Linked DNA regions of Homo sapiens: region 2 is linked to region 1. Evidence: chromatin loops called from intact Hi-C (ENCODE). Cell type or tissue: prostate gland. All regions are shown on one strand. Links, peaks and the distances in the headings refer to the core of each region. The heading gives the core; the rest is flanking DNA.

Evidence for each region. Hi-C counts contacts between places; a loop is a spot of excess contacts. Peaks named below come from ENCODE experiments on the same cell type or tissue, not always from the same donor. Only the 100,000 strongest peaks of a DNase experiment are listed, where the experiment ranks them.
Region 2: it touches region 1 in a loop (3-fold over the local background); 5 of 110 quality-filtered maps call a loop at or near these places.

Annotation. Positions count from the first base shown.
Region 1 is chr2:100,191,168-100,202,314 of GRCh38, reverse strand. No RefSeq gene overlaps it. Among named protein-coding and RNA genes, the nearest start is that of LINC01104, 12 kb to the left of the region's middle. In prostate gland, for the core only: no CTCF peak of the experiment used is centred there; DNase peaks (open chromatin) are centred at 4,574 and 5,104; H3K27ac peaks cover 2,201 bases.
Region 2 is chr2:100,105,362-100,107,861 of GRCh38, reverse strand. It overlaps AFF3 (ALF transcription elongation factor 3), which reads left to right. Exons shown (of 25, transcript NM_001386135.1): 3 at 2,279-2,358. Among named protein-coding and RNA genes, the nearest start is that of AFF3, 36 kb to the left of the region's middle. In prostate gland, for the core only: no CTCF peak of the experiment used is centred there; a DNase peak (open chromatin) is centred at 1,241; H3K4me3 peaks cover 1,502 bases; H3K27ac peaks cover 2,500 bases.

The DNA.
Region 1 (11,147 bases), core at 3,422-5,921:
GCCTCGTGCAGGCATGTAAGGCCCCCAGGATGGAGCCCAAAGTCACTTTTTGGCCTTGCCCTCTCTGGATACATGACACTTTAATAGGGCTTCTTTGATGCTGAGTACATTTTGATGTGGCTGTTTTAAAATGTAGGTTTTAGTATTGTTCCAGTATGGTGAGGCCTAGAGATCAGGAGATGACAGCCATTGAAAAGATAGTTTGTTACTCACAGTTCCCGAGAAGTGAGGACAGGCCATGCCATGCAGGGCCACATGGGAAGTACCAGGGGCTGTCAGGAGGTAGAGAGATTGAGGGGGAAACATGGGTGACAGCCTTTATTGTGGTTTCTGCAGGAAGGAAAGGACAAGGCAGTGTAGGCAGGCTTAGGATTGGCTGGTCTGAATAATTTCAGCAGGCTCTGGGGTGTAGATGCCTTCCTGGGTTGTCTGGTACTTGGCCTTGGGTGATTATAGCTTACTGGCGTAGTAAAGGCAAGTCACTTACTATCTCTAGGATTTGGCCAGCCCTGGAAGGGGCAGTCTCTTCAGAGTCAAGCAGGGCCCCAAGATGTCAAAGCACCAGGAAATATGGACAAGAAAAAGCATGATTAATACAATGGTCTTAAAAACCCCTCGAATTATTAGACTGTTAAATAACGCCTAAAATAGTCTCACCCCGTCCCTGGGCTTCCCCAACTCTAAGACTCAGTCCAATGCAGATGCTCCCTACACTCCTATCTCCAGCTCCAGATTGGCCCTTAATTTTCTGGAAAATGCTCAACAATGATGGGAAATTAGACTTGAGCTTTTCACGTTTGCTCTCTGGGGAACTGCTGATCCTTACATTTAGATGTACCCCACACCTCGGTCTCAGCACGGACGGCCACTTCTGTGTCTGAAAGCCTGTTGTGGTCCATTTCCTTTACAATTGGCTATTAAGAATCCAAACCAGTCATCTGTTCAGCTAGGCATTTGCCATTTGGCAATTCATAACGCTTAAAATAGTCATCTCAAACTATTTTCTTAATTTTTAATAGGCTCTGTCTGTGCAACTGGATGCTGATTCCTGAGAGCGGCCCCTCTGCTCAGCCTCCCAATTATTTAAGAACTTGGCCAAGCCCCTAAAGACTTTTTTTCCATCTCATAGACTTTTATTCCGGCTTTAGGATAGCATAAATTCCACCTGATTACTCACTTCCCTGTTTTGTCCACACTTAGTCATTAATCAGTTTTATTAAAAATGGTGGCTGACTCAACTTGCCATTATATGTAAAAGCAGTTAACCGTCAGTATTTGTTTGAGAAGGACTCTCTTTTGAAAATCATTTTATTTCATATTTCTTCCCAGAAAACACGTGGGTAGTGAACACAGACATGAGAATAGGAGACTATCATTTCTTACATATTTCTCAATATCTTTCTTTAAAAGGAATATGTTATTACCTTCTTAATCTGTTGAGAATTATTTACTGTATTGTAGTAACTTTGAAAAACACCATAGATATGCAACAGGTTAAGAATACTTATTAAAAACTATAATTAAGGTCTATCCCCTAATCTGACAATAAATGAAATAGTAGATGTAAAAAAAATGCTTTTATAATTAAATTGTTCTCCTCCAAATGTCTTTTGTGCTGGAGGATTCAGAAAAAAAAAAGCTCTCAAGGAATAATTTCGTTGTCTGCTATTCATTATGGTAGTGTTTTTAGTACTCTACATTTTTTATCTATGCCTAAATGCATATATAAAAATAAAGGACATCCAACTTTGAGTGGTTAATTGCACGTGAAGTAGTGAATCCCATAGGACACAATCATTTGCAAAACTTGTAGGATCAGCTAATGCCCGTTAGTGAAGATGATTAACATGGAGCCAAGCTTGCCTGAGTGGGTGGTAATACAACTTTGGACACTGTGCTAGCTAAATATTTTTATGTAGATTTTCTCATTCAATCTTTAGAATATGCTTAGGAGGCAGATACTCTGATGTTTTCCATTTGGCCAATGAGAAAACTGAGCAGAGGCTTAGGGAGCCGGGTCCCTGACTCTGCCTTGGGTTCAGGCTGCTCTCCGCTGGGCCACCTCCCTGACCGCACCGAGGGCCGGTGTATTGATCCATTCTTTCACTGCTGCAAAGAAATACCTGAGACTGGGTAATTTATAAAGAAAAGAGGTTTAAGTGGCTCACCGTTCTGCAGCCTGTCCAGGAAGCACGGCGGCATCTGCTCAGCTTCTGGGGAGGCCTCAGGAAACTTACAATCATGGCAGAAGGCAAAGGCAAAGGGAAGCCAGCACTTCACATGGCCAGAGCAGGAGGAAGAGGGAGGAAGGAGGTACCACACACTTTTAAATGACCAGCTCTCATGAGAACTCACTATCATGATGACAGCACCAAGTGGCGGATGGTGTTAAATCATGAGAAACCGCCCCCATGATCCAATCACCTCCCACCAGGCCCCACCTCCACACTAGAGATTACATTTCAACATGCGATTTGGGTGGGGACACAGATCCAAACCTTAGCAGCCGGCCACCACTTTTCTCACAGTGGCCAGCTCACCATCACAATATGCTCTTGAAGAAAATAAAATGATCACACATGACCTGGAGATTTGAGGACTATGTCTTGGTGACCATTTGGGCCAGGAACTGCTGAACTTCAGCTGCCTTTATGGAGACTGTAAGCTTCACGGGGACAAGATCCATGTGAACCTCGCTTCCATTAGTCCCTCCAAACCCCATCCCAGTGCCGGGCCCATGGCAGAGCCCTGCTAAGGACAATCTCATGGACAGAGCTCCTGCCTAGGAGGTCACTTGGGGAGTCAGGTGCCTGGTTTGGACTCTTGCTTCTGCTCTTTGCTGTGTGACATTAGGCAAGTCACCTCACCTCTTCGAGTCTCAGCTTTCTCATCTCTAAATATGAAGATGAAATCTGCTTCCTGGGGTGGTTGTGAAAACAAGTGAGAAAATTATTGTGAAAGTGTTTTGTAAACTGTAATTAATATAAATATAAGCAATTAACCAAGATCCAGTTGCCTTGCAAGGCACTGATGGTGAGGCCCAGGGACCTCCAGCCGCTTGCTCTCCAGGCAGCCTAGCCATCCCAGGGACCCCAATGCCTGAGTCCATATTGGGCAGGTTCCCTTGGAATGCTGAGAATGAAGGTGAATATACTTGGTCATGCCATAGGAACTTCAGGTCAAAACCCCACACAGCTGAGTCCCTCTGCTGGCCCTGCTCCAAGGCGGAAGAAGGGTGATCTCTGATACTCACTGTCACTCACTGTGTGCTGGCCATGTCCCATCACCAATGAGGCGAGCAGAATCGCCTCATTCACAGAGGGGAGAGGCTGAGACCACAGCCTGGAGGGCAGGCACAGGCCCCTGAGCAGGGCAGAAGCCACGGCAGGCTGCCTTCCAGGGCTGCCATCCAACTTCAGAGCCCCCAACCGACCACGGAGGTGCACTGACAAGCTCTCCTCTGAGAACCTGAGGAGTTTTGAGGCTAGGATCTGTCTATCCCGCTCACTGGGGCCCAGCCCCATCTGGGAGATAGTGCCACAGAAGCTGCTGGCTCACTAAAAATTAAACCTTCCTCCAGCTAAGTCCAGGGCACAGACTGAAAGGACCATCCTTCACTGACTGCTTGTGAGGAGGCGTGACCGTGCCCGGCCAGGCCCTGAGTTGCTGAGCCTCTTGAGGAGGGGGTGAGGGCAAATGCGGGTGCCCCAGGCAGAGCAGGGAGGACGAGGGGGAGAAGGGCTGTGCTCTGCCGAGGGCAGGTTTGCAGGGAAAATGTTTTAGTTTCTGTTTTTTATTAAGGTGAGATACATGTAAGATGAAGCATTTAAAATTATATAGCACAACTCAGGAGCATTTAATATCTCCCCAGAAGCACGCAGCCGTCACCCTTTCCAGTCTTAAAACATGTCCATCACCGCTAAAGGAGAGCCTGTGGGGATTTTGGAACTGTGACCCTGACCACCTCCTTCAGATAAGTCCTCAGGGTGCCTTGTGCTGCCTCTGCGTAAATGGATTTCAGGGGGAGGGCCTGGGGGATTCCATATCTGACTCTTCCTCAGGACAGGTGACACAGGAGCCAAAGGCAGGTGGGACCCACACCTAGAGTCAGTCTGGGGGTGGCAGGAGTCAGCAGGAGGCCACTGAAAAGGGGGAGTTTGTGAAGCCACCTTTACCTCACAGGACAGCCTCTTCAGAGCTCTCCAAGGACACAGAGGCCCCAGCTGACCTCTGGGTTATATAAGCCATTTGTGTGTCTAAAAGGCAGCTTCCCAAGCTCAGCACAGAAATTTCTAGTACATAAAATGCCTTCCTCCGAGCTGTACCCATTGTGCCTTGCATTCCAGAAGCAACTGTGCTTCAGACAGCTGCTGTAAATTGTCCATGAAGCAAGGCTGTTCTCCTATTGGCTCTGTGATCATCTCCAAGGCAGCTTCCCATCTCTCACTGTTTCTGCCTTGGGCTGATAATGGTGCAAAGCAGGCGAGGAAGGGAGAGGGCGGGGAAGAGGGGCCCGAGCTCCCTGCTGGCCTTCTGGGCAGCAGCCTCCCAGGAGCAGGCGGCGGCGTCCAGCTTCCTGGAGCCACAGCCAGGCCCAGGCATGAGCTCTGCCCCTCCCCCAGGCTGCTGCTGCCCGCACCCCAACCTCTCCTCTTGTCTAGAGTCAGAGCCACATTTTTTATTTCCCTCTGGTGCATTTCTGGTATTTCTTAGTTGTTTTACCGAAAAGCCACTTTGAAGAACATCTCTATTCTTTAAAGCGAGGTGTACCTATGTACTCTTGAGCTAAGATTTTATTTTATTGAGGATTTCCTTATATTGTGATTATTTAATGGACAATCTGCCCTGCTGGGAATGGCAGCAAATGAAACTATTGACAGGAAAAAAAAGATGCACTTTCTGAGACACACTTGGCAAAGCAAATCCAGCTTCTTACAAGAAAAGAATGTAATGAATTTTTCTCTATTTTTAGTCACACATAAATCCCTTTAATAGGTTTGAGCTCAAAACTCCATATTTGTCTTGGCCTGAAGTTCAATTTACAGGGTAAGTTTAAAGGACAGTGTGCTTGTCCGGCTCTGCGCATCACGTCTCCCCAAGTGGGCAGAGAGGCCTGCAGGATCCAGGGTGTCACGGCCACCCTGCAGCTGGGGCCCTCACACATGTCCGGGGATAGAAAGGAAAGGGCCTCCTCTCGGCTTTTCTGGGAGGAGATCAGATGGGGATAAAATGCCCACCGTGGGCCTGGGAACAGCAGTTATCATATCCCAGTCCGGAAAGATGGGAGGGAACAATTTTGAAGTCCACCCTCAGGGAATTTAAACGAAGGCCCCAGCGGGAAGGGGGTGGGATCACTACACTGAAATGAAAGACGGAGAAAAAGAAAAGCATTGCAGCGGCCGGGCGCGGTGGCTCACGCCTGTAATCCCAGTACTTTGGGAGGCCAAGGCGGATGGATCACTTGAGGTCGGGAGTTTGAGACCAGCCTGACCAACATAGAGAAACCCCAGCTCTACTAAAAAGACAAAATCAGCTGGGGGTGGTGGCGCACACCTGTAATCCCAGCTACTCAGGAGGCTGAGGCAGGAGACTCACTTGAATCTGAGAGGAGATGGTTGCGGTGAGCCAAGATCGCACCTTTGCACTCCAGCCTGGGCAACAAGAGTGAAACTCCATCTCAAAAAAAAAAAAAAGAGAAAAAGAAAAGTGTTGCAGCCTAGGGTCACTGTAAGACTCTAAGCCTCCCTGTTGGACAACTTAATTTTTTTTAGGTCTTAACACAGACAGAGAGTCTTTGCCCTGCACAAGGGATACGGCCAGGATTATGTAGAGGGAGGCAGGCCCAGCATTGGCAATGAGGGGTGACTAAGGAGACAACATTAACAAGAGAGATCAAAGCCATGGCCAAACCAAAAGTTGCACAAGGGCCACGCCATGTCACCAGCCCCGTAGGAAGGCAGAGGCATTGGAGGCTGCTGACAGTGAACAAGAAAGGGTAGTGTCTTGACTTCAGAGGCAAAGTACCCTAAAGGACCACATGGGACTAACCTGGGAGCCCTGCCAGGAAGCTAGAAGGACATTGTGGGGTGGGGGAAAGAGGGTTTAGGGAGTCGTAAGCAAAGCAACCAGCAGACCCATACCTCCTTGACCACAGCCTCAGGTTGCCATGGTTTGGGAGTCCCAACCCACATATGTTTACATCAGGGCAACACACTTGAGATGAAAGAAAAACACTGCAGCTCACGTTGCCTGTAGTCCGGAGATGACCCCTGTTCTTACCATACGCCATGATTAGTGATAAAACAGGGCTTAGAGCTTCTGGGATCAGGGAGGGGCTGGCATCACTAGCTAGGGGTGTACCCACGGCTCACCTCCTTCAACATCTGCCCAAACCAGCTGCCATATGAGCAGCCAAGACGCACTGCATTGCTGCGGAACAGCCCATCCTTTCCACGCCCCCTCCTCCTTCCAACTCCCCTAGGAGTCAAACCAGGTGATAGCCCCGTATGCCTAGCAAACTGCCTTTGTATGATGCTCTGTGCTGCTTGAAGCACTTGAACAAGCTTTCACTCTGTCCCCATCAGCCCTCAGTGAGACAAGCAAGGCAGGGAGGTGCATCATAGATTTGTCATTGAGAGACTAAGCCACAGAGAGGCTCCGCCACTGCTCAGGGTCAAAAGCCCTGCGCTAGAACCCAAGTCTCTCCACTCCAGTTCTGATGGATGCACCATGGCCCTCCACAACCCATGGGATATCAACATCCTGCTGGGGTGATTTTTAAAGTATTCCTTTGAAATGCATGTGGCGTAGACATACATAACTCATTTTTTAAATCTACATAATCTTAAAAATTACAGCATACAGAGAATAGCCTCCTTGAGACTGCCAGCATTGACAGCACAAAGCAATAGAGAATTGGAAATCAATCTGTTTTCCAGGTCAAAATCCTTTAGTATAAGCTCTCATTAAAGGCTTTTAAAAGCACCTTTGCTGCCTTCAAGTTCTTTAAATGTCTTTTGCCTTCTTACCGCCTTTTGTGTGTGTGGTAAGAACACTTAACATGAGCTCTACCCTCTTAATGTTCAAGTGCACAGAACTGCATAATTAACTAGAGGCACTGTGTTGCACAACAGAGCTCTGGAACTTGTTCTCTGCACTTTAAGCATAAACAGCACCACCTGAGCCCCTTCAATGTGGTCACCAGGTGTGTCTGTTATTCCAGTCATAGCTGGGAACCTGCACAGTGCCTGGCCCCTGGGTGTTTACTGGGGAGGCAACAGAGTGCACGCCTATTGTCGTGGTCTCATTTTTCAGAACTTCTGGTGGAGAGACATAGGGTTTGAGATTTTTCTGACTAAATCACAGTAAGAAATCTACTCCAAACTTTACATTCTAAACTTGCATAGTTTGAATAACAATGGGATCTTAGTTCCTCTAAGTCTATGCCCAGGTTCATTCCCCAAAGTGCAGAAATCGAACCCCGGCCGTTCTCCCTACAGTGGTGGAGGAACCAAATCTACCGAATGTTCCTTCTGTCTCAGGAAACAGAAGGACCAAGCCAATCTAAATCTCATTTTTTAAGAGAATTATGTTTTGAAAGGAGGAGATTTATGCAAGTTTTCTGTTTAATTCAGAGCTACAGGGAAATCTAGATTGATCACAAAAGTAGTTTCCACCCTTCCCTGTGGCATTGGAAACAGCACGTGCTGCACATGCCGTTGTGGAGGTCTGACCATCAGTGAATGCACTCAGTCATTGAAAGAACAAGACAAAACCCCCACACTACTGAGCACCTCATTTTGATTTTTACTCCCAAGGCCAAATGTTAAATAGAGCTCCTCTGCCTTGGTGAATGAAGACATTATCTGTGATTTACAAGGGGTAGCTGGCTCAGCAGACACATTTACATGTGCTAATAACTGCAAACCAGACAGCAACTTCCCCATATATAAAACGATAACTGATAAATAAGCCAAACTAAACAACAGCATCAACAGCAGAAAAGCTCTAAAGGAACAACAACAACAACCAAAAATCTTGAAAACAGGATTTTCTCCTCTATACTTTTCCTCCATACTTCTGCTTCAGCTCCAGGGTGAGCTCTTCTTGGAAGGACTTTGCATTGGTTGCTGTCTGCTTGCTCCCCACCCAGATCACTTCTCTCCCTTCCTCTGCTCTGTTCGGTGTGTGCCCCAGTAGTAGGCTGCCCTCTGCAAAATGCATTGTGCTGGCAGGACTTCTGGTTGAGTTCAGCCAATGGGAGAGGCTGGCAAGAGATTGGAAGGCATGAAGAAAAAGAGGGAATTTCTTCTTCCTTCTTCCATACCTTGGGGCCAGGCCTCCAATTATAAGCAGGTCCACAACTCTGCCTCCTTGCTCCAACAGGACTGTTTCCTTTTCTTGTCCCTTAGCCCCAGGAGAAGCAATTGAGAAGGAACAAGGACCCATTCTTTTGTCCCTCCCGACTCCCTATCATACATGGAAATAAAATAAAGTCTTGAGTTCCTTCAAGGGAAACTCTAGGAACCTAGCTAGCCCTGAGAAAGTAAATGAGCAACTTGGTAAGCAAGAAGGTGATAGCAGCTTAAAACAATAGCCAATGGAAGTTAAAAATCACAAGATGTTTGGTTCCCTGTGGAAACTAAAGATAACATCTTAACGTATGTCCCTGAGTTGTTCCTCAGAAACCCCGCCCTCACCAAATGGATCTGCTGGCCTATAGACCTCAGATAAGAGGAAACTGCGGACTAAACTCTGACCACCGTTGTTTGTTCTAAATTTCTTCCTGAGGGGCCTGGAGGAAATGAGGCCCACGGGCCACACCCAACATTCTTTTCTGCTGATTCCAAGTCTCTAGACAAAGCTTCTCTTCCTTAGCCAATTGCAAATCAGAAAATGTTTGAATCCACCTATGATGTGTAAGGCCTTCCCCACCTTCAAGATATCCCACCTTTTTAGGCCAAACCAATGTGTAACCTGCATGCATTGATTTACGATTTTGCCCATAACTTCTGCTTTCCTGAAATCTACCCCTGCCTTTAAAAACTCTTGCTTGCAAGCCATCAGGGAGGTCAAGTCTTAAGCGTGAGCTGCCCAGTTCTCCTTGCTTGGCACCCTCCTTTCTCCTACTGCAAAACCTCAGTGTGAATGTTTGGTCTTACTGCACCAGGTGAGCAGACTCCAGGTCGGTCCAGTAACACAATGGAGTGCTGAGACCATGTGGACCTGGTGTCTGTTCCCAATTTTCAAGAGACGTCCAAAACACTGGGTTTTTATTTTTAAATGTCCAGAACTAATCCAAAAATAGAAAAACACTGATGAAACCAAATGCAATATGTCAAGAGACCAGAGGCTGCCAACTTCCCATTGCTGGCTTCAACTATAGACCTAAAGGCCAAGCAAGAGTTAGCCGGGTAGAGAGGTCAGTGTGTGTGTGTGTGTGTGTGTGTGTGTGTGTTAGTGTACACACACATATGTGAGTGCGTGTGGTGGGGGCTGGGGATAGGTGCTTCAGTGGAAAGAGAATTCCAGGTAAAAAGAACAGCATGAGCAAACACCGCAAACAAAGTCAGAGCTGGCAGGTTGAGAAAAGAAGAGGAATTTTATTGGCTGAGGAATGGGACATGAAGGAGACATGGTCATGGAGAGGCTGAGTGAGCAAGCGGGGCTGGTAGAGAAGGTCTGGCTGGGCCAGTGTGGGAGGCACTGCTGATTGCGCTACCCCTGGCTATACTTCTTCACAACTGGAACCTAAGTTATTTAATTAGGAAGCAGCAAGTCACTGAGAGGAGGTGAGGCCCCTCCCCACTCCAAGATCTAAGCCAATCATGGTAATATCCCATGACCACTCCAGGGATTGGTTTCACACTAAAAAGAATGCAATGCTGTGCTTGCGGAGAAGACAATGGGGAAAAGAGCTTTCTACAGAGGTTTTCCTAATAACTAAGAGTGGCACAGGAACAAAGGTCCCCTCCCTGCCTTTTGCCTTTATTCCCCTGTGGGTATATTCTGGCTACATCTTAGGATCAAAAGAAAAACCAACCTCAGAAGAAGAATCAATGTGCTGGAAGGCAAAGTGGCCAGATGCAGAGAATTTCGTCCATGATGGGATCCTTGGGCTGAAGAATTAAGTGGTTCTGAAGCTTCTGTTCCTTGCACTTCTTGTTCTGTGAGGTATGAAATTTTCTTATTGTTGACCCATTATGAGTTCTGTTGTCTGATAATTACTGCAGGAAATGTATGGAGTAATCACCACTGGTTAGGAAGTTTGCACTTTATCCCGAGGGCACTGGGAAGCCATTGAAAGGCTTTAAGGACAGAAGTGTCCTAAATCTGAAGGATCACTCCCACTGTGGTGCAATAGAGGGACACTGACAGGCAAAATAAGAGTTGGGGAGGAAAATGTATCTTTTATTTTGTCCCAGAAACTCAGTTCCCTGAGGAAACTCTTCCTTAATCTGTCACAGCACCTTTCGTATGGTTGGCCCTTATGTTTGTTCAGTGACTGAGATGAATTGCTGAGTGGTCATCCCTTCCCTTACCACCGAAGTAGCTGGAGGTCTGCCTCCAGCTGGGTCAGTAGAAAATATCCACAGGTTTCCTTAACAAGAATTGCCAGTTAACTTTTTTCTTTTCTTTTCTTCCTTCCTTTTTTTATCTTTTCCTTCTTTTCTTTTCTTTTCTTTTTTTTTTTTTTTTTTTTGCAAAAAGTATTTCTATTGCCAGAACCAGCTCTGTAATCAATTGACAGAGCATAGTGCAAAATGAATACATGAAGCCCCTTGTCCAAAAAGAAGGAAAAAAGTGGCATTAAAGGTACTAAAATACAACCAAGTGTGATGGCTCACCACCACACCCAGCTGTAATCCCAGCACTTTGGGAGGCCAAGGCAGGAGCATCACTTGAGGTCAGGAGTTCAAGACCAGCCTGGCCAACATGTTGAAACCCCGTCTTTACTAAAAATACAACAATTAGCCAGCCATGGTTGCGTGCACCTGTAATTCCAGCTACTCAGGAGGCTGAGGCAGGAGAATCACTTGAACCCAGGAGGCAGAGGTTACAGAGAGCCGAGATCATGCCACTGCACTCCAGCCTGGGTAACAGTGAGACTTTGTCTCAAAAAAGAAAAAGGTAGTAAAATAAAAAGG
Region 2 (2,500 bases), core at 1-2,500, 91 kb after region 1:
CTTCTCTTCTATCAAATCATATCTGAAGGGAGATCTTAGATGCTATAGGTTTGCTTCTGGATTTATTTAGGAGGCTTCCAGCACTAGGTTGGCAGAATGTGAGTAGGGCCCCAGACTGAGCAGGATTCATTTGTTAGTCCCTTTCTTTGGTACATTTAGTCTACACCAACCAACCAACCTGACCCGGGAAGCCAAGCAGCTCCTCTCATTTAGCAGCTTCCCCCAGCAGCCCTCCCCTTAGCTGGGTGGTTTGATTCAGCTCCCAGGGGTGTTGCTTGCATCCATGTGGGGAGAAAAGACCCTCAGGTCACAAGCACTATAGGATGAGCAAAAGCTAAGGCAGCTTCATAGAAAACATCACTCTAACATTTTTATTTTTAGAGAGTCTCTTTCTCTTTTACATAAAAAAGTTCCCTTTTAGTTCTGACATTCTAATCCCCAAAAGTCCAAACCCTTTTTTTGCTTTGTATTAAGGAGTTAAAATTTTGACAACTAGATTAAGTGCTTGTTTTGGTTTGCATACCCAGAGGCTGGAGGATAATAGGAACATCTTCATAAACCAGATAAATAATAAAGATCTCCCATAAAGGCTCTCACTAACTGTTCTACATTTTACTTGTAAAAACTATTTTGGATTTATCTCCATGACAGCTTAGTAAAAAACAGGATCTGCAACTACTATTTGGGTTTCCTCAAAAGTCCTCATTCTCCAAGACACTATTACATGAAAACATAACACTGGAAATAATCAATCCAACTATCCCCATGTTAGAGGCCCCAAACAGAAAATCATGGCTATTCCTAAAGAAACATTTTTAAATACCCGCCTTGCAATTGCTTTAGGTGCACACACTCTCATATATTAACACAAGGCACCAGAGTTTAAATTCAAACGTAAATCTGCCCGTTACTACATGGCTTTTTGGGAGAGGCCTTTCATGAGTAAACCCCTCAACCAGCTCTATACCATCCCAGGGCCTTCCCTCTTTCCTTTTCTGGGATCATCTATTTATCTTCAGCCTCCATGGTGAGGGCAAATCTGTATCTGAGCTCCAGGCCCAGCATGGGACTCGCAGTAAACACGGTTATGTTTGTCCTTCAGCGGCCCTCCTTTGTATAAACAGATGTGGTGGGAAGGGAAGGAAAGCCAGATCCCGGTGAGGGCCGGGAGGTCTCCTTTCTGAAGAAGCTTCCCAGCTGCAGCCAGGAGCACGGGAACAGGACACATTTCTTGTTCAGGCCTCAGAACTTGCAGTTCTTCCAGACAGGGGCTGTTCCTGCTCCCTCCTCCACCCTCCACCCCCAGCCTTTGTTCCTGGGAATGCTGTCTCAATGTCTCGATCTCACTTTCGCCAAAGCAAACATTTCCAACAAGGCGTATGCTAAGGGGATATTAGAAAGACAGATTTTCTTTTTCTTTTTTTTCTTTTTCCAAATACACTGTGCATTGGGATTTGGGCAGCCAGCCCTTCACACCTGTACTTTTTCCTATATTCATATTCTCTATGTTTTTACCTAATCTTCTTGCTACTTGCTACCTTCAGCTAATGAGAGGGGTTTTTGAGGGCTGAGAGTTATCAGCTTGTAAAATAACAATTTCATTTTCTCAGACTATGTTGATGCCAACTCTGTCTTAATTTAGCGTTTTACATTTTGCACATTAGTTATGGATGCTAATGAAGAAAGGATTGATTCAGAGCTGGGGGAAGAAGGGAGCCAGGCTGAGCATTCTCAAATCCGATCTCAAATAGGAAAGAAGTCTCATTGGCCTTTTGGTCTTCTACCTGTGTCCTGAATTGAGTTTGTTAATCCTCATTCGGAGGTGGGTGAGGTGAGAGGATGACTCTTCGGCTTGACGCTGGAGGGATCCCGTCACTTGCACCCAGGGTTTACATTTCTGGCAGCCCCAGTCAGCGGTTCTTGCCCAGAAAAAGGAACAAAGGGGAGAGTGCTGGAAGGGACTCCCTTTTGGCGGGGAGTGCGAGGTTTGGTTCGCGTGGTGAGGCACAACTGCAGGGCTCTGAGCTGCTCTCTAGGAATTCTGGGGAATCCCTGGTGAGAATCCGGAGCTGTGGCCAAGAGGTCAGGAGAGTCAGGGGGCCTTGGAGGGGCTTCCGGTTCTAGGCCAACTGTGGAGAAGCAGAGGTAGGGCCCTGATGGAGACATGCGCTTCTCAGCATGTCTAAAAAAGTAAGCCAGGGGGAAGAGCTGTCTTTACAATGAGGGAGATTATTATTACTCTTTAGGAGCCACGATGATACTCTTATCACCCTTCTAGCTGATCACCTGCCTTTCCAGACCGGAGACGGGCGGCAAGTTTGAAGTCGACACCCAGAGGCCAGTTTGTCCCCCTTCCCGGTGAGAAATAAAAAGAAAGGAGGTTGGTTTCCAGGGCTGGCCAGCTAGAGGGTGGGTGGGACCACCACTGGAGGCCAAACCGCAACGGAGAGCAGGTCCGGGTGGAAGAGGTTTCCTCCGCGCCGCCGCTTTATTTCGCTGA